Linked DNA regions of Mus musculus: region 2 is linked to region 1. A link is a loop called in an ENCODE intact Hi-C map of the cell type or tissue named here. Cell type or tissue: heart. All regions are shown on one strand. Links, peaks and the distances in the headings refer to the core of each region. The heading gives the core; the rest is flanking DNA. Region 1 has its middle 43 kb from the start of Gm4668. Region 2 holds the start of D730003K21Rik (a long non-coding RNA gene).

The links. Hi-C counts contacts between places; a loop is a spot of excess contacts. Peaks named below come from ENCODE experiments on the same cell type or tissue, not always from the same donor. Only the 100,000 strongest peaks of a DNase experiment are listed, where the experiment ranks them.
Region 2: it touches region 1 in a loop (1.8-fold over the local background); 5 of 42 quality-filtered maps call a loop at or near these places.

The regions. Positions count from the first base shown.
Region 1 is chr9:116,226,952-116,238,325 of GRCm38, reverse strand. No RefSeq gene overlaps it. Among named protein-coding and RNA genes, the nearest start is that of Gm4668, 43 kb to the right of the region's middle. In heart, for the core only: no CTCF peak of the experiment used is centred there; DNase peaks (open chromatin) are centred at 5,725 and 6,175.
Region 2 is chr9:116,317,606-116,328,979 of GRCm38, reverse strand. It overlaps D730003K21Rik (a long non-coding RNA gene), which reads right to left and starts at 1,657. Exons shown (of 4, transcript XR_871324.2): 1 at 1,335-1,657. In heart, for the core only: no CTCF peak of the experiment used is centred there; DNase peaks (open chromatin) are centred at 4,499 and 4,809; H3K27ac peaks cover 1,079 bases.

The sequences.
Region 1 (11,374 bases), core at 3,612-8,611:
CATCTCTTTGGCTTGATGAACTCAACTATTTCAAGTTCTTTACAGCAGATTCTTTTAGAAAGTTATAACCCAAGCGGCAGGAGCCATGCGTCAAAAAAATATTAGAGCCGTTCCAAGCCAAGTTCCAGGAACCTCTAACAGAAAATATCTTCTGGGTTTTTCTAAGCCTGGGTGCATCTCCCATCTCGGATCTTTCTCCTTGGTCACTAAAATTGCTTCTTTCTTTATAGTTCTTGTAGCAAATTCTTCAACCCAGCTCTCTGGCAGTTATTTGATGAGATAGTCTAGTATTCCTGAGTGTGTGTGCAGGAATGACTTACAGCAGTGTAGACAAGCACTCCCAGTGGCTATAATTAATTTCATTTTTATAACGCACATATCAATTTGCATATCAAACCAGTAATTTCATGGCTATCATTACATAGGAAGACAGCAACATTAGAGAAGTGAGCTGGTTTAATTTAAAGGTTCCTCTGGAGAATCTTAACTCATGCCTGTAGTCTCAGCATTTAGGAGGCTAAGGCAGGAGGATTACTGTGAGTATGAGGTAATCTTGTCTTAAAAAAATAACAGTAACGTTAAATAAGAATTAAGGTGGGGGCTAGGGAGATGGCTCAGAGCTTAAGGGTGCTTACTGCTCTCGCAGAGGACCTGTGTTCAGTACCCAGCACCTACATGGCAACACACGATCACCTGTTACTCTACCTCCAGGGGATCTGATGCCTTCTTCTGGCCTCTGTGGACTATTGCATAGATGTGGTGCACATAAGCTCTTATAGGCACACAAACATATGCATAAGATTTTCCAAAAAAGAATATGGGTAACAAATGTAGCTTGTTAAAAGCTCAAATGCCACAATCAATCTGTGTCATTTTGGCAAGGTTACTGTGACATGTCAAGTTTCTCCAGATGAATACAGTATTCCTAAGGCACTTATTCAGTTGGCTTACACGACAGGATCTGGGTGGTCCAGCAATGGCTGTCTATGTGCTCAAGATGCTGAGAACTTGGGAGCTGCTTCGTCAGCAAGTTTGGGATTCCCAGGAATCTCAATTCGGTGCCAAAGGCCTGGAAGATTCCCCAACAGCTACTGAGCTTCAGTTCACATTGAAAGGATGAAGAATCTTGGATCTCATCTCAGTAAAGGTTGGCAGTGGCAGCCACAGCAGGATAGACATCACCATCAAGGAGTGAGGGCAGGTAGGCTACTCTGCTTTGTCTCCATACCACATTGTGTCTAGGCCACCAGCAAGTGCCACCACCTACACTGTGGGTTACCAGAAAGTGCCACCACCCACTCCAGAGTTTATCTCCTCTCAGTTTATCTCTCCTGGACATGCCCTGCCCAGAGGCATGTCCTCATTTGACCCTAGAGACAATCAAGTTAGTAATCAAGATATCACTTCAGCTCTTGTGCCCAGCAAAGCCATTAAATGGTATTCTAAGAGCTACTGTGAAGGTATTTTGAAGCTCCAATTAGTGCAATCTGTTAACAAAGGAGATATTCTTCTCTCATTTGGTTAGATATGGTTTGTCAATGGAAAGACCTTAATAATAGAAATAACATTTCCTTGACAAGGAAGACAATGGTTTCTGCCTTTAGTTCCCAAATGTTTCTTCCTGATGGTCTGAGGTGTGCACACAGGCTTGCCAAGCCAGGTCCTGTGTAGACAGACAGATGGAGCTATAGAGATAGTTAGATAGATAAACAGATGATTGATCAATTTATAGCTAGTTAGCAGGAAAAATAGATGATAAAACATATAGACAAATGATAGATGATAAAGGTGGACAAAAGATGATAGATGAAGTAGATACTAGGTTAGATGTTCTGATTAGTTTAGCTAAACTGACAGGTTGCATGCACACACACACACACCCAAGAGCTATCTGGATTTGTGAATGAAAGACACACACATGCACACACCAGCTAACTTTAATATGCCTTGACTAGCTTAATGCCTGGGTGTTTCCAATCCTTCCCACTGCTAGCAAACACCCCCCTGGTAATCCTGAGTTAACACCTTTTAAAAATCTATATTTCATCTCTGTTACCCCAAAATACAATTGGGGAAGTGGCCTGTGTGGATCACTTTCCCTGCTTCTCACATGTTGGCGGGACTTTAGATCTGGTCTTTCTTCCCCATCATGGCGATCTCTGCTTCCTTCCTCCTAGTCCCTAGCCCATGCAAATCTAAAGGTCTCACCTCAGACTGCCTGTCCAGCCACTGACCGTTGAGTCTTTATTGATTGATCAAAAATCAACTGGGGACAAGGACCTTCAGCATTTGGACACACAGATTCCCAACTTTGGGGGCTGGATTAATTCAAAGCTTTAGAACCAATCCCCAACAATTAGAAAGTTGATATAGATAACAGATGATAGATGAGACAGAAGATAGATTGATATTATAATAGGTTAGATAGATAGATAATATGAATAACAAATGAGAAATGAAATTAAGATTAATATATAGATAGGTGATGCAGGGGAGATAGTGTGGCAATTTGAATGGGAATGGCCCACATAATATAATGTTAGGTAAGAATATAGGTGGGGGCTCATATATTTGTATGATTAGTCCCCAGCTGGTGGAACTGTTTGGGAAGGACTAGATGGTCTGAGGTGTGCACACCTCAGAAGGCATGGTCTTGGAGGAAGATTATCACTGGGGGGTGAGGTGTGACACAATACCCAGTTAGCATTCTCTGCCTCCTTCGTACAGATAAAGATGTAAGTTCTCACTCATTGCTCGTATGCCATGCCTGCCTGATGGTTGCCGTGCTCCCTGCCCTGATGGTCATGAACTCATCAGACCATCTGAAACTGTAAGGCCCAAATAAATTCTTTCTTCTATAAGTTGCCTTGGTCATGGTGTTTTGTCATGGTAATAAAAAAGATAGACAGACAGGAAGACGGACCTCACTGATTGTGTTTCTCTGATGTAACCTTGAATGATTTATCAAATGACAGATGCTTATTTGAAGTTTACACGGGCCGGGGTACCTGAACACCAACCCTAACATTCAGGAAGCAATACTGCAATCACAACTTGACCTTAGTGTTTTATATTCTCGAGAAAAAGAATTGAGATGGTAGCATTCACCTTGAGAAGGCTATCTTCCCCCTTGCTTTTCTTGTGTGTCTCTATTTGCATTAACTGGTAGCTGTGTTCCCTGCCAAGAGTAGTCAGCTGTGATAGCAACAGCAATTTATTTCAGCTGACATAGGCGGCCTGACTCGGTAAAACAGTGTTTGTCCTACTGATATCTATATGTGTCAAAATAGAGGTGCTGCCTAGAATCCTGGGCTTCTAGAATATTCCATCTCCACAGAGCTGCAGACTCAACTGGGGTTGGATTTACTGGAATTTCCTAGACTACCCATCTCTATTCTACTGCATCAGATTATGTGGGGGGTTGTGTATGTGTGTGTGTGTGTTATATGTGTATATGCATATATGTGTGTATTTATGTATATATATATATACATATATATATGTTTGTGTGTAATGTGTGTGTGTGTATGTATGTGTATATGTGTGTGTATGTATGCATTGTTTGTGTGTGTATGTATGTGTGTGTGGTGTGGTGTGTGTATGTGGTATGGTGTGTATGTGTGCATGTACGTGTGTGTGTCTGCCAGTGACTGGTGGCAAGAAGCTGAAATCAAACAAGATCCACCAGAAACAGGGTACTAAGGTAACACTGCAGAAGGACCCTTAACTGGCTTTCTGTGGAGCTTTTATTTGGATGGCTCAACATACAGAGTTCAAAATAGGGACAGAGAAACCATGAAAGTCATACCGAATATTTTATATCACTATCGCCAGATGTGCTCAGGAATCAGAAGTGGCTGCATGGGGATTGTTTGCATAATGCCCTCAAACATGCTAAGCTGCATTGCTAAGGAGGGGAGAGGAAACCTCTTGCCCACTGCATTCCTTGGGCGGGCGGAGACATTCCTCCCAGGGGGGTAAACACATTTCTAGAAGAGCAGAGTTCACATACCAGAGTAGTGTAGAAAAGTTCATTATATGCGTGCTATCTGCATGTGCGCGTAGAGTTGTGGGACAGAGCATATGAGTTTTTGTGTGTTCTTTGCATAATTCTTCAATGCACTCATTAATTGTAGGACCTGACAGATGGTTCTTGCTTTATTTCTTTTAAAATTTGGGCGTATTCTAACATGTTGTATTTGTGAAATCTCTAGTATAGCTTTAAGAATCCCAAAATTTAGTATCCACTGAACTAGTGGACAGATGGTGTGTGTGTGTGTGTGTGTGTGTGTGTGCATATGTGTGCATGAGTGTGTGTGTGCATGTACATAGTCATGCATATTTCTGGAGTCCAGAGGACAGCCTTGAGTATTGTTCATCAGGACCATCTCCATTATTGTTTTTATACAGAGTCTCCATAAGTAGGTCAGAAGCTAGGCTAATTCGGAGCCACATTCACTTTTCCATCTCTTCAGGAATGCCATTACAAGCACATGACACCTCTACACAGGTTGTGGTGATTAAACCTCCAATCCTCATATTTCTCCAGCAAACACTTTACCATCTGAGCCATCACCAGAGTCCTAACTCTCATGCTATGAGATGGGGAGACCGAGAAACAGAGAGTAAGAAGTGAATCTCAGGGCTCCCCCAGCTTGGAGGAAGAATGAACTCAGAAGCAGCTGTCCCATGTGACTCCTCCCAAGCCCGTCTAGCAGGCAGTACCTCCAGGTGGAGACACTTTGGGTATAACATCATGGTTTCTGCCCAGAGAAACACACCATACCATACTCAGCCACAGAGCCCAGCAAGCTCAGAGTGAACACCTTATGCTCTGCAAGCAGAGATGTGCCATCCCTCCCACCGCAACTCCCTTACTTCAAATAACTTCACATGAGCTGCTGAGAAGCAAACAAAAGCCACCGAGTCCCACTTTCTGGAGCATGCATTTTTTATGGCTGGCCATGATGGCTTATATATCCATAGTCTTTACTCACTACACCGAGAGAGCACCTTGCCTATTGGACAATGATCAATGAGCTCTTCATTCCTTTGTGCAATAGTGTCAGCACTCAAACTTACAATCAAACTGGAAAGTGTGATGGTGGCCAAGTGGGATGCCTGATTCTCTGTTATGCAACATACTTCAAATAGAATCTATGTGGCCCTGATAGCCTAAAGCAGAGAGTGGTTCAACCTTTCTAATGCTTCAACCCTTTAATACAGTCCCTCTGGTTGTGGTGACCCCCAACCATAAAATTATTTTTGTTGCTAATTCATAACTGTAATTTTACCTCTGTTCTGAATGTAAGTATCCGTGTTTCCAGATGGTCGTAGGTGACCTTTCTAAAATGGTCATTCAACTCCTTAAAGGGGTTGTGACCCACAAGTTAAGAACCATTGGTCTGAAGGACACATTTTACCACCTGTGCATGCAGTAGAGACTGGAGCTTTGGATTCTCTGTGTTTCTTAGAAACCATATGTGATGGTTGGCTAGTCTTAACTTCAACTTGATAGAACCTGGAACCAATAGGAAGTAAGTCTCTAGACATGCTTGTGGCGCTTCAGCTTGATTATGCTAATTGGCACAGGACTATCCATCTTTATGGCAGGCAGGACCATTTTCTAGGGAAGGAGGTCCTGGACTGTATAAATGGACACAGTGAGCTGAGCAGTGGCCACGTGTGTTCCTTTGTCTCGGCTTCCTGAGTGTGGATACGATCTGATTGGCTATTTCCAGTCCCCGCCCCCTTCACTTTCCCACAGTGACAGACTCTCGCCCGGAACTAAAACCAACCCTTTCTCCCTTGAGCTGCTTTTCTCAGATCGCTTCACCACAGCAACTGGAAAAGAAACTACCAGTGTCTGTGAGTTCAAAGCCAAGACTTCTCCAAAGCCCAGGCATATGGAGGGGCCGGTGGGATTAGCACTGCCTCGTGCTTACATTGTTATTGTTGTTGTTGTTTGGGTTTTTCTTTTTTCTTCATGCTAGATTCAGAAGACAATGTTTTCTTAAAGCTAGAGCGGAAAGATCCACCCAATCGCAGGCCGTTTGGTGCCTGGTCTCATCGCCATGGCCGTGATCCTGTTATCCACCAAGTAGATATTGAAATAATCCAAGTTATTCACTCCACAAAACCAACAGCCCTGGAAAGTTGGCAGGCATGCTTGTTTAAACAAGGCTCCCAAGCTTTCTACTGGCAGGTGTTTCCAGAGTTCTTGGAGCACAATTCTTTGGATAGGATATTTGCCAATATACATAGCAACGGGGGTGGGGTGGGGGGAGCATTTTCCTTTAACACAGTGCAGACACCAAAATGCCTTAAATGCAAAGCTGGATATTTGGTGTACTTACTTATTTTGGCTCTGGGTCACAAAATCAACAATTATAACAATAATAAAACCCTCTGAATCTTAGGACCCAGAGCCCCGATGTGAGACGGTGTGGGACAGATTTGCTTATCTATCTGCACCCCAACATGGCTTCCCCAGACTTCTCCACAGGGTGACTCGTGTTTGGTTCTGCCAGCTTTGACAATTCCACGGTCTCCTGAATGTCCCATTCTCTGACTAATTCTGCTTGAAATTGGGGCTGGAGTTGGTAGGGAAGTTCATAGGATGGACGCAGAGCAGGTAAGGCTCCATTCTCCCCTCTTGAGCCTCAGACATTGATTTCAGTTATTCGTTATTCCTAAATCCTGCTTTCCGAAATTGAAACCTGGGATGGCTTTCGAAGCCCATGGCCAGCTTTATAATTTGCTCCTTGGCAGCCAGACCAATTCATATTTTCTGCCATCAGATCAGTTCCCCCAGCCTTCAATTAAACTTGACATCAGTTCTGGAACCCCACGAAAGAGGAGTAATCCTGTGTCTCCTCCTAAACTAAATGAAAATAAATAGAAGCTTAAGACCGAGAAAGCAGGGGTGTGAGAAGAGGAAACACTAAGCCACCTAAGCATTGGTAGGGAAAGGCTTCGACTCTCCAAAGCAGTGAAAATATTTCTCGCTTAGGCAGGGCTTGTGGTCATTAATGCTGCCCAGTGAAAATAAGGGTTTTCAGCTCTGCCTACAAAATCTTAGAATGTTAGTCGGAACTGAACAGCATTTAAAAATCATCTCTTCTGAAAGGTGTGAGCTATTTCTCTATGTGTGTGTCTTGGTGTTTGTGTCTCTGTCTGTCTTTTTGTCTGTCTGACTCTCTCTCCCTTACCCGCCCCTGTCTGTCTGTCTGTCTGTCTGTCTCTGTCTCTCTTGTCTCTGTCTCTGTCTCTCTTGTCTCTGTCTTTCTCTGTCTCTGTCTCTCTCTGTCCCGCCCCCACCCCGTCTTTGGGAGTCGGATTCCTCCTTTCATCTTCCTATGGCTTAGGATTGTACATCGAGTGTTTTGTCTTGTTTATCTGAAGCTTGGGGACAATTTCATTAGAGTTTAAGATGGGAGGGGGTGGGAGAACTGTGCAGGCAAGCTCTAAATATTGGCAGCTGCCTGGAGAAGAGAGAAAGCCACACTCCTTGCAACACAGGGTAACAAGCAGCTACAAGACAAAAGAAGAAAGGGGTTTTCAGAAAGAGTGAAAAGAGCCTCAAGTGCCAGGAAACCATCCTTAGCCTTTGCCCAGAATTGAGAAGAGGGATAAAAAATCATGTATTTGTTTTCTTTCGAAAGATACCATGATAGTCAAAGTAGGGGTGGTTTTTAGACAAATAAAAGAGGGAGGAAATGTGGTTAAGGTAGAATTTGATTGGAGAGATCTAAGTTCAAATAGCAGTATTACCACCTCCACAGAAGGTATCCGAAAGCAGAGCCTTTCGGTTCAATCGAGGTTGGATTGTGTCGCCTTTTCCTGTAGCCCTGAAACCAACTGGTTAGAATCTCCGGGTTTTGTTTCCTTGATGGTGAAGTGGAGACCCTGTGGCACGTGCATCTATAACCACAGCAGCCAGGAGGCTGAGGCAGGAGCATGAAGTTCAAGGCCTGGGCCACATGAACTTCTGACTTAAAAAAAAAAAAGGCAAATAAAATATTGTTGGAATACATAGTGATATTGCTTGAAAGCAGAATAGCCATTTATTGTGTGAAAAGGGGATTTGGCTAAAATATTGAAATCACTAAACTTTATTTAAAAAAATTATGAGTGTGTATATGAGTGTGTGTGTGTATGTGTGTGTGTGTGTATGTATGTATAAAAGCATGCTTGCCATGACGCACTCTGGGGGTCAGAGGACAACTCTGGAGTCAATTCTCCCTGCCACCTTCTGAGATCTGGATGGAACTCAGGTGGCCTCTGGGCTTGCACACAGCACCTCTACCTGCTGAGCCATCCCGCTTGCCCACAAAATTGGCTCGTGTTTTTGTTCCTTTGTTTTAATTTCTATGTGCTTCACTTCATGAATATTAAATACCTGTTATGGAAAAGTGGGAGAACAGAACTAGGTGAGGAGTAAAGAGATTGAATTGTGAGGGGGCTCATCTGCCTGAAGTCAGCACTGTAGTGAGTTTAATTAAATCCTCCCAGGCTTGCACAGGAGGCAGGGTGCTCTGAGCGAGCTTTCCAAACTCCACCCTGCCTTGCTGAGCGTCCCCTCTGCACTCATGAAATCGAGTGGGGAAGAGATGAGAAATTGATTTCTGTGAGATAAATCCAGAGAAAGGAGACGGAGAAGAGTGGGGGGGGTGGAGCAGAAATGAATTTTTGTTTGTTTTCACAAACAGAGAGATGCTGTGAATTCCAGGCAGTATATTGCTTTCTGCCAGATCACCTTTGGAAGAAGCAATACCCCGAGCCAGCATTTCTCTCAGAAATATCATGGGTGGGAGAGGATTTCTTCTGGGTGGGCTTCAGCAAATATGATGAATCAATATTGTTTCTATTGTTAAGTCCCCAGTGACTGAATCGGAGAAGATGGATGAAGCAATAACTGCTTATGAGTCGTCGTCGTCCCCCCTTCACCTTCCTCCGCAGACAGCCTGGTAAATTTTGCCTGTGTCTGAAGTTAACATTATCACCAAAAGATCAGAATAATGATAGTGGAAAAGATTTTCCTCGAGATCTATTTGATAGCAATATTTTAATCCACCATTAACATTACTTTCATGGTATCTATGTATAATAAACGCAACGACCAGCAGGACTTTGGGTTCTGCCTGTCTGTACTCTCGAACAGTGGAGTCACAGATGCACACAGCACTGCCCAGCCTTCATATGGACGTGGGGACCGGAATTCAGGTTCCCAGGCTTGTGCAGCAGATGCTTTGCCCCCTGGGTCACCTCTCCGGCCCCTACGGCGTTTTTAAGAGGAGGAAAATGTTTGAAACTGAAGCATCATTTGTGTTGTTGTCAAGTTCCAAGGAGGTACCATTTCAGAGCTGGCATCCCCAAGTCAAGGGCTGAGACACCTGAACTCAGTGCACTTTTACTTTAAAACGTTTCCTTACACAATTGTTGTGTAGGCACTTGGAGAAGGGAAGGAGAGAGAGGGTCAGGGAGAGATTTGTTTTTCTGGTTGGTGTAGGGACATGTGTTTCCTTATCGCTGCTGTCCAAAGGGAGACTTTGCCATAGACTCCTTTTACTGACTGTTTCCAATAGAGATTTCAACACCTCTCCAGCAAACAATGGCCACAGGAACCTGGGATGACTAGCCAGAGAGGATGTGTGCTCTCAGCACCTCCGTGGCAGAGGCACTTCCCGGAATAAACTAACAAATAAATCTTCACGGGAAGACACAAGTCCTGTGAACGGATGGCATCTGGAACAGGGCCGTTCACACATGCGTATGGAGTAGGAGTCAAGAGGAGAGGAGCTCGGAGAGAGGAGGATTGGGAGAGCCAGTGCCGTAGACTGCAGAGTTAAATGTCAAGAAAAAGAAGAAGAAAGGAAAGGAAAAAAGAGAAAAGTTTCGTTTTATGGCAACCTCTGTGATTGAAGCACCCTCGAGATAGATACCCAGCTCTGAGCTCCGGACGCTGCATTAGCTTCAGGAGGCAGCTGATTCTCACAGGCTAGAGAGAACCCTGGATAGAAACTTCCCATGGCTTGCTAAATGTTTGCTCTCTCTCTCTTCATCTCTGTCTGTCTCTGTCTCTGTCTGTCTCTATCTCTGTCTCTCTCTCTCCTAACGGTGCTGCTTGAGATATCTAAAATGACACCCATGCCATCGAAGCTTCCGCAAGCCCAGAGCCTGATGATTCCTGTATGACACTCAGGCATGGCAGCCCTGGTGTTTATGTAGGGGCAAAACATGATGAGGGTGCAGCAAATTATTAGCTGTCGTGATTTCCATCTATGGAAAATGCACGCGTGCACACAGACACACTCACACGCATATACAAGCTCATACATGCACTTATCTGCTGTTTCCCTCAGGTCAAGTAGCAGACACTGACCCTTGACATTCTGTTCCGAAGCTCTAAGATATGCAGTCGAGTAAGGCTGGAGAAACGAAGCCAAACCAAGGACAGAGACTTTCCCTTCCCCCTTTCCTAGCAAAGGACAGATTTTCCTACTAGCCTAAGAACTCTGGAACAAAACATAGAAGAAGGCTTTGAGGAACAGTGAACAGTGTAGCCTACTGTACATCTTCTCAGACAATCACCAGAGTTAGAAAACCGTGTTTAACTGGCAGCTTGGCTTTTGTAAACGACACCAAATGATACACAAGACAGGCTCTCTCCTTGACCTGAAACACAACAAGTAGCCTGGCGAGATTAGCTGCCTAATGAGTCCCAGAGATTGTCTGCCTCTGCCTAACCAGCAGTGGCATTATAAATGTGGCCCTAAGTGTGACCTTTTGTGTGTAGGTTCTGGGGATCAAACCAAAGCCCCCCATGCTTGTCCACAAGCACTCAGTCCACTGAGCTATAGCCAAGCCCCTACCACAGGCTTTCCTCATTTGTAATAATGGATGGAAATTTCCCCTCACACATTGTAGTAGGCAGTAGACAAAAATCGCTCATGCTCCTCATATCAGAAGAGAGAAGTGTGTGCAATGATCTATGTGCACGGTGAACCCTAGCCCTGGGAATAGCCATTGCTATTTAATAATCCTTCTGCTCTAAACTAAAGTTGAAAGTCTTGAAGGTCATTAACACATCATCGAATGCAGCTCAGCCCGCTCCTTCATGGGCTTGCTTTCCCTTAGAGATGATGACACCTCTGCTGGCCCCACATCTCCCAGGATGCACTTCTCAAAATCCTTCATTGGCTCCCCCTTCTCCTGATATCTCAGGAGAAGCTTTAACTTTTATTTCAAATTGGATTTCTCTCATTTTATTGATAGAAGGGCATTTTCATGCAAGTATATATTAAATGTTGAATAGGCGGGGAATACCCCCCACACCTGACAGGTACCCTACTCTTCCTTCATCTTCCTGTCT
Region 2 (11,374 bases), core at 2,558-7,557, 92 kb before region 1:
ATCAGGAGACTCACAGCTGCCTCTAACTCCAGCTTCAGGAAAACTGGACACTTTCTTGTCTCCACTGGCACCTGCACATGTGCAAAAGCCATACACGCACACACATGCACATAATTAAGAGACTTTTTTAAAAAAAGAATCTGATGGTGACATGTATGTCAGAAAATGGAGAGATTGAGAAACATTGCAATTTTCTTTTGCCTGTTCATTATTGTTATCACACACACACACACACACACACACACATTCACATTTTTGTGGATTTAGTAATTTTAAAATGCATGGCCTGAATCATGCCTTCCTGTTGTTTTTGAAGGGGGCGAGGGGGTGTTCAATTGGTTTTTGTTGTTGTTGTTGCTTTTGAAATCAGTGTAAGGTGACTTTTCTTTTGAGTCTTCAGAAGAACAATGATAAATTCCTTTAAAAGACAAAAGTGTGTTTTTTCCCAAATCTGTTGCCCAGAACAGACAAGCCAACATCTTCCCTAGGGAGAAAGGAAGAACAAAGGGTGCTGTCAACACAGGAAGGCTGCTGGGAGGCAGATGCAGGCCCCCTGCCACCCTGGTTAGAGAAAGGCAGGAAGCCAGGCCTGCTGGTCCTAGGGCTTCCAGGAGAAGCCCTCTGAGCACCCCGCAGGAGGGAGAAAACCCCCAGGCAGAGAAGAGGTGACTTCTTAGGCTGTTCTCTTGTCCTCCGTGTAAGATCAGTTTCTAAATCTGTGCAATCTCCCAAGGATAAAGGCCGACTCCCCCTCTCCCCAGGACAGTACTGGAAAGAGGGTGAAGGAACTTTACCAAGTCTTACAAAAACCATCTCGGATTACTTCAGACCAGCTCTACAGGAAAGGGAGTTTACATAGTCCATTTTCTGTGCTGACTTAGCTAGGGGAGACATCTGAGGACCAGGATTCTATCTCTTCATAGTCTCAGGGCAGAAAGAATCTACAAGGTAGGGTATGGAAGGCCCACATTAGCTATTTGCCATTTGTTTGTTTGTTCGTATGTAGCATCTTACGTGGCTCAGACTGGCCTCCAACCCACTAGATAGCAATAGATAGAAAACCTTGAACTCCTGGTCCTCCTGCCTCTGCCTGACAAGTGCTGTGATAGCTGGCATACGATACCATACCCACTTTGTGCCTTGCAGAGCTTGGAACCCAGGGGTTTGCAAGCACTTTACCAACTGAGATAGGACATTTCAGAGCGCATTACTCAGCTGCTGTGGGTCACACAGGAACTGCTGATGTCTGTCTCCCTGTGACAGAGGGCAGAAGCCAAGCATACAGTTCTGTGTCCCTCACCAGGTCTCTTCCTTCAGGTTCCCCAGCTCCTCACCTGGGTAGATGTCCATTAGAAAATAATCAACTGTGCCAGCGTTCCCTGCAAGTCGGTGGTGTGTTTGAAGTTGGAAGCATCAGGCAGAGGTTCCTGGAAGTTCCAACTTACTTTTGTGACCTCCAAGCCACAATCCTGGAGTTTTTCCACATTTACACGGGCTCTTCCTCCTTGATTAATACTCCTGCTCACTTTGGACTCTATGCCAGTTAGAACAAGAGCTGAATACAGAACTTACTTAGCTACTTCCTGGAACCATGAAATTCCAAATCGCTCTGATAGGTACTGAGAAGGCCTATGGAAGCTAGGCTGATTCCATGACAGGCTTCACATTGGCAGTTAAGGAGACTAGGCCTAAATCTCTGTTTCTAAGAACTGGGCAAGTCCAGGCAAGTCCAGGCCTCAGAAGCTGCCCTGCCACCTATCGTGAGGCAAGGACAATGGGTCAGCAGCAGTTTCCAGACTTCCTCAGCAACAGTTTCTAGATCTTCCCAGCAGGTTCACAGCTCCTACACCCCAGTAATGGAATGTCCATAGAGATAGACCCAACAGATTAACATAGAAGTCACCTATCCCAGAATTACCTAATGTGCTTTAAATCAGGCCTGCAAGCTCACTTGGTTGTCTCTCTATCTTGGCATTGGAGAGACCCCAGCATGCTGGACTTCTGCAAAGTAAAACACTCTCCGTTTACGTACTATTTGAGTCTGGGGTATCATTCTTCAGTGACTCATGGATCCTTACGTTACCATACTCCATGTACCTACAGCCAAACCCACTCATTGTCATCCTGACTCTAGGTGGAAATCCACTAATGTTCAAGGAACTGGGCTTGACCTGGTGACTAACCACATGGTTGGATGAGGGAAGATGGGGGTGTTGGGATTTGATAAGATCAAGTCATGAAAACACAGTTATAGAACCAGAAAATGGGGACAGTGCTAAGTAACCCTTCTAAATGTGTGAAAGCAACAGTTGGAAATGTCTAGAATCCTGAATTGTTTCAAGGAATATATGTTTATGTTCTATGTCTAGGTGTATGAGTATTTATGAGTACTTGCAAGGGTATATATGCATATTTATCTTTATACACAGAGTTAGGCAAACAACATATCACCCAGCAGCCATATCCATGGATCTCATTGTTGACATACATTTTTTTAGTCAAGGTATATGTTTTGTGTGTGTGTGTGTGTGTGTGTGTGTGTGTGTGTGTGTGTGCCACAATAGTGAAAGTGAAGCAAGCTCATGTATGGAACTTACCAGTGGCATTGAAGACGTTTGGGGTGGTAGCCAGCCTACTGTTGATAACCCAGCACCTCGCCTGCCACCTGTTTTTAGTTTTACCGACTGTTTGCTTGGTTTGTTGATTTGTTCGTTTGTTGGTTGATTTGATCCACAAACTAAGAATAATTTTACATCTATAACTGGTTAGAAAGAAATCTGTCTCTAAGCATCATGATACACACCTGGCATGCCAACACTCTGTGAGGCTGAGGACTACTCTAATTTTGAGGCCATCCTGAGCTAGAGTAAGTTCAAGGCTATCATGCAATGCATAGTAGAATTTTGTCTCAAGCAAACAGACCCACAAGCTGAAAACAAACTTTGGCTTGGAAGGTCATAAGCCTTAGGGGGAAAGGTAGATATTTTGTTTAAAAAAAATAGACATATAGCTACACCGTCTCCTAAGAACTTATATTTATATCTACAGACTATTGCTACCCACAGCTTGGCCAAAGAAGCTTCTCTTTTATAGTGGACAGTGGTGAATACAGAGACTTGTAACTGGTCAAATGCTTTGAATGAGGACAGGAGAAGATTGTGAGACCCGGACGAGGGTGGGGGTGCATGAAGCACTGTGCTCTGGACATGGTGTGACAAGTGCCACTGTGAACACACACTCATGCCCTGCATACATACAAGGACACGGGGCAAGTATGGGATAGTTAAGGGAGAGGGTCATGGGCAGGTACATGTGATCATAGTACGTTTTACCCATACATAAAATGGTCAGAAATAAAAGTTGGGGGGGGGGGTGAATGGAAAAGGAAACAAACATGTAAAGATAAAGAAAGAATGCTTATCGTATTATTTTTATTTTGTAATAGTTCATATGGGTTATATGTAGTTCAAGAAAGCAATGTTCACACATGCAGCTGTGTTAGCACACGGTCACTATCCTCCTTTGTATATTATCTGTGGAGACCACAGTTAGCATGGCTGAGGTGTCACAGAAGAAACAAACCAGTTTTTCCATATCATATAACATCTACTATAGACCTTTCTAGAAAATGTTCGCCTCCCTGTGGTCTAAGGAAGCTATATCTGAACCAAGAAACAGAATGGAGTATTCCCTAAAAATGCAATAGATCTGTCTTGAAAATGAGCTAAGAGCTACAGCTTGCCCACATGCCTATCACGCTCTCAGGCCCGTGAGTGTGATGACGTTAACATGCTCTCCCCCCCCCCCCCTCCCATGGGCAATGTTCTATGGTCTATATATGGAAACACACAAGAAGACAGAATAGCTGCTATGGCTTTAATCCCAACATAGTACAATAAACATTTGTTTCTGGTTGGAAATAATCTCAGGTTAATATCCCTGGAGGCAGAAATGGGAATTAATATTATTAGTTTATTAAATATCTCATTCAAAGCACATACTTTAAAGTTTTAAAAGCTACATGGGAAAAGAAAATATAAACAGAGGTCATACCCAGACCTCCCCTCCCACCAGCACACACAGACACCTCTGTTCTATGTGAATCCGCTGGTACCCAGTTTGCAAGTGGCTATGACTGAGGGTGAACTGAAAGTCTCATGCTTCCCACTCTGTACCCTGTGAAAGGTCAGACATCCTATTGCTAATAGCTAGGACAAGCAGGCAGGGTTTGTGGCCTACTGTGTTAAGAACTCTGTAGAGGAAGATAGTGGATCGTTAGGCATTTCCTTTTGTTTGGGGAATAGCTGTTTGTTCATTCACTCTTGGGTCACATGTTGGGAGGTCTTGTTTACTAGGGACTAGGTGACATGCCAAGGAACTTACAGGAATAGGGCACCAGGGATCACACAGCATCAAGCAACACTTCAGCCCTGTGCCACTCCCCTACCCCTGCTCTGCATTCTCTCCCAGAATAGCCCTCTCTGGGGACCATAGGTCCCAGTGGAACAACGCTAAGCATTCTGGGTGCCATTTCACAAGGCAAGTCTGACTGTTCACAGCAGCTGGAAAGCAGACACATCCCCCAGGCTCATAAATGCACGTTCTGTGTTCTGCACCCAACAGTTCCCGAAGGCGTCATCTGTAAAGCTCTTACCAGGTAGAGCTGTAGCATTCAGTAGCAGGCCTGCTTTGTGGTGGCCACATACCTTTCTGGTACTTCTCAAAGGATATTTATTTGGGGGGAAGGGAGGTCTTACCATATAACTCTGGCTAGCCTGGGACTCACTTCTCCGACTTACTAGTCCTGCGTGATCTGCTGCAATCCCAGCTTGTGGGACAAGTGGACCGTAGCACCAGACAGAAGCACTGGTAAAGTTGAGCAGGCTCAGACCCTGGGGAATCTCAGGACAGCAGGAGTGGGGCCAGCTCCCTGCCAAGCTTTACTTGTTCTGGAACATGTAACTATGACACCCCACTGAGAGAGCCATGGCAATCAGTCATGCAGGGAGAACCCCTGAAGTCCTTCCCCATACAGATAGAACATCTCTAACATCTCAGACTGAGACAATGGGAAACGCCTACCCCTGGATGTACTCCTAAAGTGTTTAGAAGGTCCTAACCTACATGCAATGAAGTACACGAGTTATTTCACCAAGAATCGTCTGAGAGAGAGACTGTCTTATTGAGCTGCAACACTCTGGGAAAGAGTTTTCTCTTCCGAAGAATTCATTGCTGCACCTCGGATCCACCAAGCATGGGCTCGTGCCCCTGGGGCTTGCGGCTGTGGCTTCTGGCTGCTCAATGCTGACCACCACCGCTTGCCACCACTGCTGATGCTGGCATTGGCGCTGCTATGGTAGTGGGAGAAACCCTGGCTACCTCCCCAGCATGGGATTCTCTTCAGAGAGTGGCAACACGTTGGCTGTTCTGGCCAGATCAGAGCCCTGCAGACCTTTTGTTCAGGCTAGACCAGGGAGCCTCAGAATGTATCTGTTTTGATTTCACAGAGAATGATATCAGGAGAGCCCTATCTTGGACTGCATTCTGCCTACCTTGAGCAGCTGTAACACCCCTAGCTTCGAGGGAGACAGGCAGCCTGGCACTAGCTCACCACATGCCTGCTTCATCCTCAGTGCAGAATTCTATTGTCTAGATTTGTAGTAGAAATTTATGATCCTAATAAGCCCATATAAAAGACACATCATCCAGGTATTTTATTTACAAACCATGTGCCTAGAGTGGGCAGATCCAGGGCTATATTAACTGATTTCCCTGATATAGAGTCCCTTCCTACTTGCTTTTTCTTCTGGCTACATGGTTCTGGTCCATGGTGTCTTCCTTTCTTCCTCCTGCAACCCTCTCCAGTCCCACCTTTCTCCCTCCACTGCCCAGTCACAGGCTCTAGCACTTTATCGGTCAGTTAAATAGAGGAGGTTCACATGGCATCACTGAGTATGTAAGGATCTACTCCTCCTCAGAGACAACCACATCTTGAGGAACCATTAATTAGCATTAGAATACAAGCTGCATCCGACCAACATTAGCCCTACATTAGCTACTTTTCTTTCGCTGTGATAAAACTCCATGACCAAAAGTGACTTGGGGATGAAAGGATTTATTTCATAGTAGGACTTGTAGTCAGTCTATCATCCTGGAAAATCAGAGCAGGAACTCAAGGTAGGAATCTGTGGCAGGAACTGAAGGGAGGCCACAGAAGAGCGCTGCTTACTGGTTTGCTCGCCATGGCTTGCACAGCCTGCCTTTTTATACAAGCCAGGACCACCAGGGATTGGGGATACCACGGCCAACATAGGCTAGGCCCTCCCACGTCAATTTTCAATCAAAGGAATGTACCACAACTCTCTCACAGGCCTCCCTGTAGGAGACATTTACTCAATTGAGACTCCTTATTCCCAGATGACGTTAGGTTGTGTCAAATTGACATAAAACCAGCAAAAACACCAGGCAAAGCCTCAATTTTGAGTTCCTGGAAAAAGGCAGTTAGCACAAATATATATGGAACACTCTGATGGTGCCAATTAGCACATATGTGTACGGGGACATGCTGATGTGTCTAGGATCCTTCTGCACTCACCTCCCCAGACCTTCCCTAGTAAAGGAGATCTTACTTTCAAGATATTTTTTTTCCCTCTTGGTTTCCATGACTAAGAAATGACATATATTTCTTGCCTTTCTGCCCCTCGTGTCCTTTGGGTCCCATCGTTCAGCTGCAGATAGCAGAATTCTGTTCTTGTTCATGGTGAATAATAAATATTCCATGGTGTGCATCTCAATTTCCTCTTTCCATTCATCTGAACATGCGCACCTCAGCTGATTTCCATATCTTGGTTATTGTGAATAAGCCAACACTATCACGTGCATCTCAGGTTTATCTTCTATATGTTATTAACTTCCTGTGATTGCATACCCATGATTGGGATGGTTGACTCATACAGAAAACATCCCCCGCTGTTTGACAAAGAGCCTGTATAGGTTCTACCTCTAGCAGGACTTCGATCAGACTAACTCTGGGTAGGCAGTAAGAATGATCCTAAGTGTGAGGGGTGGACTCTTGTTCTTCCAACAACTTCTGCTAGCAGACGTAGGAATAAGATCACAGGAAACGCTAGTGAGACTGGATAAGTGAAATCATAAAAATATAGAATCCCATTGTATACTACAGATAAAAATAGTGTGCTGTTAAAAATAGCCATTGAAAATATCCCTGATTTCCCAGGGCTTCTGGGAGGTCTACATTGGCCTCAGCTTCCTTCTTGGCCCACTTCCTTAACATTTGATGAAATCATGCTTTTATTAGCTGACTACAGAGGAAATCCTTGGATTGTATTGATAGGTAGCATCACATCTGAGTCTTTGTGTTGTTTTTAAAGTTAACATCATAATCATAACATCAAAATGTCTTTGCTTACAGGAAGAGAGCTCACGTTTACTCTGTACAATGGCAGCAACATCCCTTGATGTCCTTCTCTATGCTGACCTTGATGTCACTCCCATGACGGGAGGTCACCACACTTGATGTCGCTCACGAGGTGGAAGTTCTCCACACTGTGCCAGGTCAGACCCAGGAGTCAATTTAGAAGGGGACGTGCCCTCTGGCTGGTTGGAAGCCTAAGACTCGGCAGGACTTTCCTAGGGTTGCAGAGTTTTCTGGAGCCAGAGAGAAAGGAGAGGAATGGGAAGGAGATACGTGAGACTGTCTGGGACGTGTGCCTGGAAAGTGTAGATTTGCAACCCAGAGGGCCCTTTTGCTCGGTATCTGAAGCTGTGGCCTAGGACGAACTAGGAGGACCTCTGGATTTGGAGGGCATTTGGATGATCTGGTCTATGGGGGTGACCAGAGCTCTCTCTATCCCCTGGCAGGCATAGCCTGTAACAAGGGGCATGATCCGGTCTCAAGCAGAGGCTGAATTCCTGTGATCCATCTCCCTCTCCATTCAGCACATACTGCAGAGCTCCGACAAGGGCTATGCAGAGGGAGGTGTGTGAAGGCCAAAGGTCATCCTCCTCTTGGCTCTGTCGGTCTCAGAGCTTGGACCTGTGAGAGCATGTAGGGCTCGCTGAGATCTCAGGCCACCAGCCAGGGCTTGCATTGCATGGGCTGGCCTCCAGAATGGTCCTTTCATCCCACCAACAAGCCCTGAGGCACGAAACACTGAGTCTCCCTTTACTGAATTAGAAGCCCTGCTTCCTCTTGAATGTAATGCTTGGATTTTGGGTGCTGGTTGTTCACATCTTAGCTGGGTGCTCAGCCCTAAAAAAAGGAACTATTTGGCCCTGAAGTGCCTACTTTACACTTCCCAAAGCCTCCATGTCTTAAGTGTTTAATTCTATTACTATAAGTGGTTACTATAGTGATGAATATCACTGCTGTAGATAAAACCAAGGCATGTCAAGAAGAATTCTTTGGTTTTGTGGCTTTTTTATCTTTCTTTCTTTTGTTGTAGTAGGTATCAGACTCAAGGTCGTGTACCTGTGAGACAAGTGTTCGAACAACTGAGCTCCATTCAGTTTCTGTTAGGCAGTGTGTATGTGTATACTATACCTATCAATAGTAAGTGTCTTCCTCAATTCCTCAATCAGGCTCTGCTATAACTTTTTAAGGCAGAGGCTCTGTTGAGATGGCTGGGCAGCAAACCCCTGGGGTCTGCTTGCTTCTGGTGCTTCAGTTGCTATGTGCTACCATGCGTGAGTCTTTATGCAGTTGCCAGGGATCTGAACATGAGTCTTCATGCTTGCACGACAAGCACTTTACCCACTGAGCTATCCCCTCCACCGCTACATGGCATCATAAACAGTTGTTACACCCATGGGGAAGACCGTCCAGCCAACCCAAATCCAGGCTGGATCCAAAGCATGGAATCTGGAGAAAGTCTAAGACTGGATCTGGGTCTCTAGAGGTCCCAACACTCTGGAGAATAACCCAGATAGAAACAGGTTCACTTTAAGTGAATTAAAGACTAAGCTAAGCTTCCCAGCATTTATTATGATACAGTAGCAACAATTGCATTTGATTATATACCTTGCCAGCTCCCAGACATAGAGGGTTGATACTGATATGGGGGAAATAACACAGTACTTCCATGGAGCAAGGTCACTGTGTTCCCTGTAACACAGGGAAATAGATCTAGGATGTGCAGGGACACATGAGGTCAAATGAACATTTCAGAGCCATGACTTAGCGATCAATATCATTGGATATTATTGGAACTCTGCATTGTCTGTTGGTGCTCTGCTCTCTCACCCTTCCCCAGGAGCTAATGCTTAGTCATCCTTCCTTCAGACACGGGGCTGTCCCATGCCTATGTCTGCACCTGTGCTACTTTGTCTTCGTTCCCAAGGCAACTCAAATGACAAACACACCCAGAAGGCTAAGACTCATTTATAACTATAGCTGCCCCTAGTGAATAGGAAGTCAGAATCTTGGCTGCATCCTAGCAAGAATATTCTCTTCTTTTCTTGCAGAGTCATGCATTCCAATTATCTGTAGTTTCTCTTAGTCATCAGTAAGGATTTATTTAAGAAAAAAAATTGTTTTAATTTACTCTATGTGGGTGAATGTTTTGCTCAAATGTATATGTCACTTTCTGTGACTGGTGCTCAAGGAAGACAAGAAGAGGTTACTGCATTCCCTAGAACTTGAGCTACAGAGAGTTGTGAGTTACATGGCAGCTGAGAGTGGAGCTTGGGTCCTCTTAGCTATGGGATCATCTCTTGAACCCATCTTACAATGCGTATGTGTGTACTTCACTAAGGGCTTGTGCATGTGAAAACAGTGCCTTTCAGAGGCCAGAACAAGACATTAGATCCCCTAGAGCAAGGACTATAGGAGGTTCTGAGCCTCTTCATGTGGGTGCTGGAAACTGAGCTTAGATTGTCCAAAAGAGCAGTATAAGCTCTTGGCCACTGAGCCATCCTTTTAGACCCTAGCCTTGAGGTTTTATAAAATTCCTACTATCAGTCACTTTCCTACCTATGTGCTTGCCTAGATACTGGAAACATGGTGTAAAACAGATGCTAAACCCCATTCTTCATGAATCATTTTAAGCAGACCTCATACTATGTTATGCTGAGAAATGATTCTAGTTTCCTATTAGGAACTTCTTTTGAAAACACATAAAATTGCACATTACTCCCATTACTAGCTGACACTCAGGAACTACTTGGAGATGCCCTATTCATGACCTCTTCTGTAAGGGGAGGATTTGTAGAACACTGTCTCAAGTTCTCATTCAATACTTAACCTTGACTCTTATTGTCTGTAGGACACTTGGGAGCATTACCTTTCATTATGAGATGTGGTTTGAGCTGGTTCAGCAGTTAATTGGCTCACAACCACCTATAATAACAGCTCCAGGAGATCCAACATCATCTTTTGACATGCACAGGTGCCCACAGACATGTGGAGAATACAGAGACCCCTGAACATAATTTTCTTAAAGGGGATTTTTGTATTACTTTGGGGTATCAATTTTTAAAGATTTACTTATTTTATTTCATTTTATTTATTTTATTTTATGTGTATGACTACTTTCCCTGCATGTACTTATGTGTATTGTGTGCCTGTGTGCCTGTGTGCCTGCCTGGTGCCGCAAAGGCCAAAAGAAGATATCAGATCCCTTGGGGCTAGAGTTACAGAACTTTGTAGGTCAACATGTGAGCTGTTCCATAGATAGATAGATAGATAGATAGATAGATAGATAGATAGATAGATAGATGATAGATAGAGATAGATATGCATATAATATATAGTGTTAACAAGTTGAGAAGTTGGAGCTGGAGAAAGAACTCTTACCGTTCTTGCAAGAGGCCCTGGATTCAGTTCTCAGCATGCACATGGTGGCTCACAACCATTTGTGACTCTAACTGCAGGGAATCAGATATCCACTCTGGCCTCTGTTGGCACTGTATGCATATGATGCACACACATATTCTCAGGAATATGTATACACCTAAAATAAATGTCAGAAAGAAACTTAAGAGAAATTTTTGAGAAATTCTCAAAAAAAAATTTTAAGAGAAATTTTTGAGAAATTCTCAAAAAGATTTTTAAGAGAAATTTTTGAGAAATTGTCTCAAAAAGAAAGTCTATTAGCAATCACAGGAACATGCCACAAAACTAAAAATAGAGTAACAAAAACATATTATTTGACTAGAATTACCAAAATATTTTAAATATTTGTTATTGTTGCTGTTGGTTTATTTTTGAAGATCTTATGTAACCCAGAGAAGCCTCAAACTTACTAGGTAGCCAAGAATGACTATACAATTAGTTTTATGGTATGTGGATTATATTTTACTAAAGTTATTAGAATTTCAACTGTTAAATGTATCGATTATCACTAAATTAACAGAA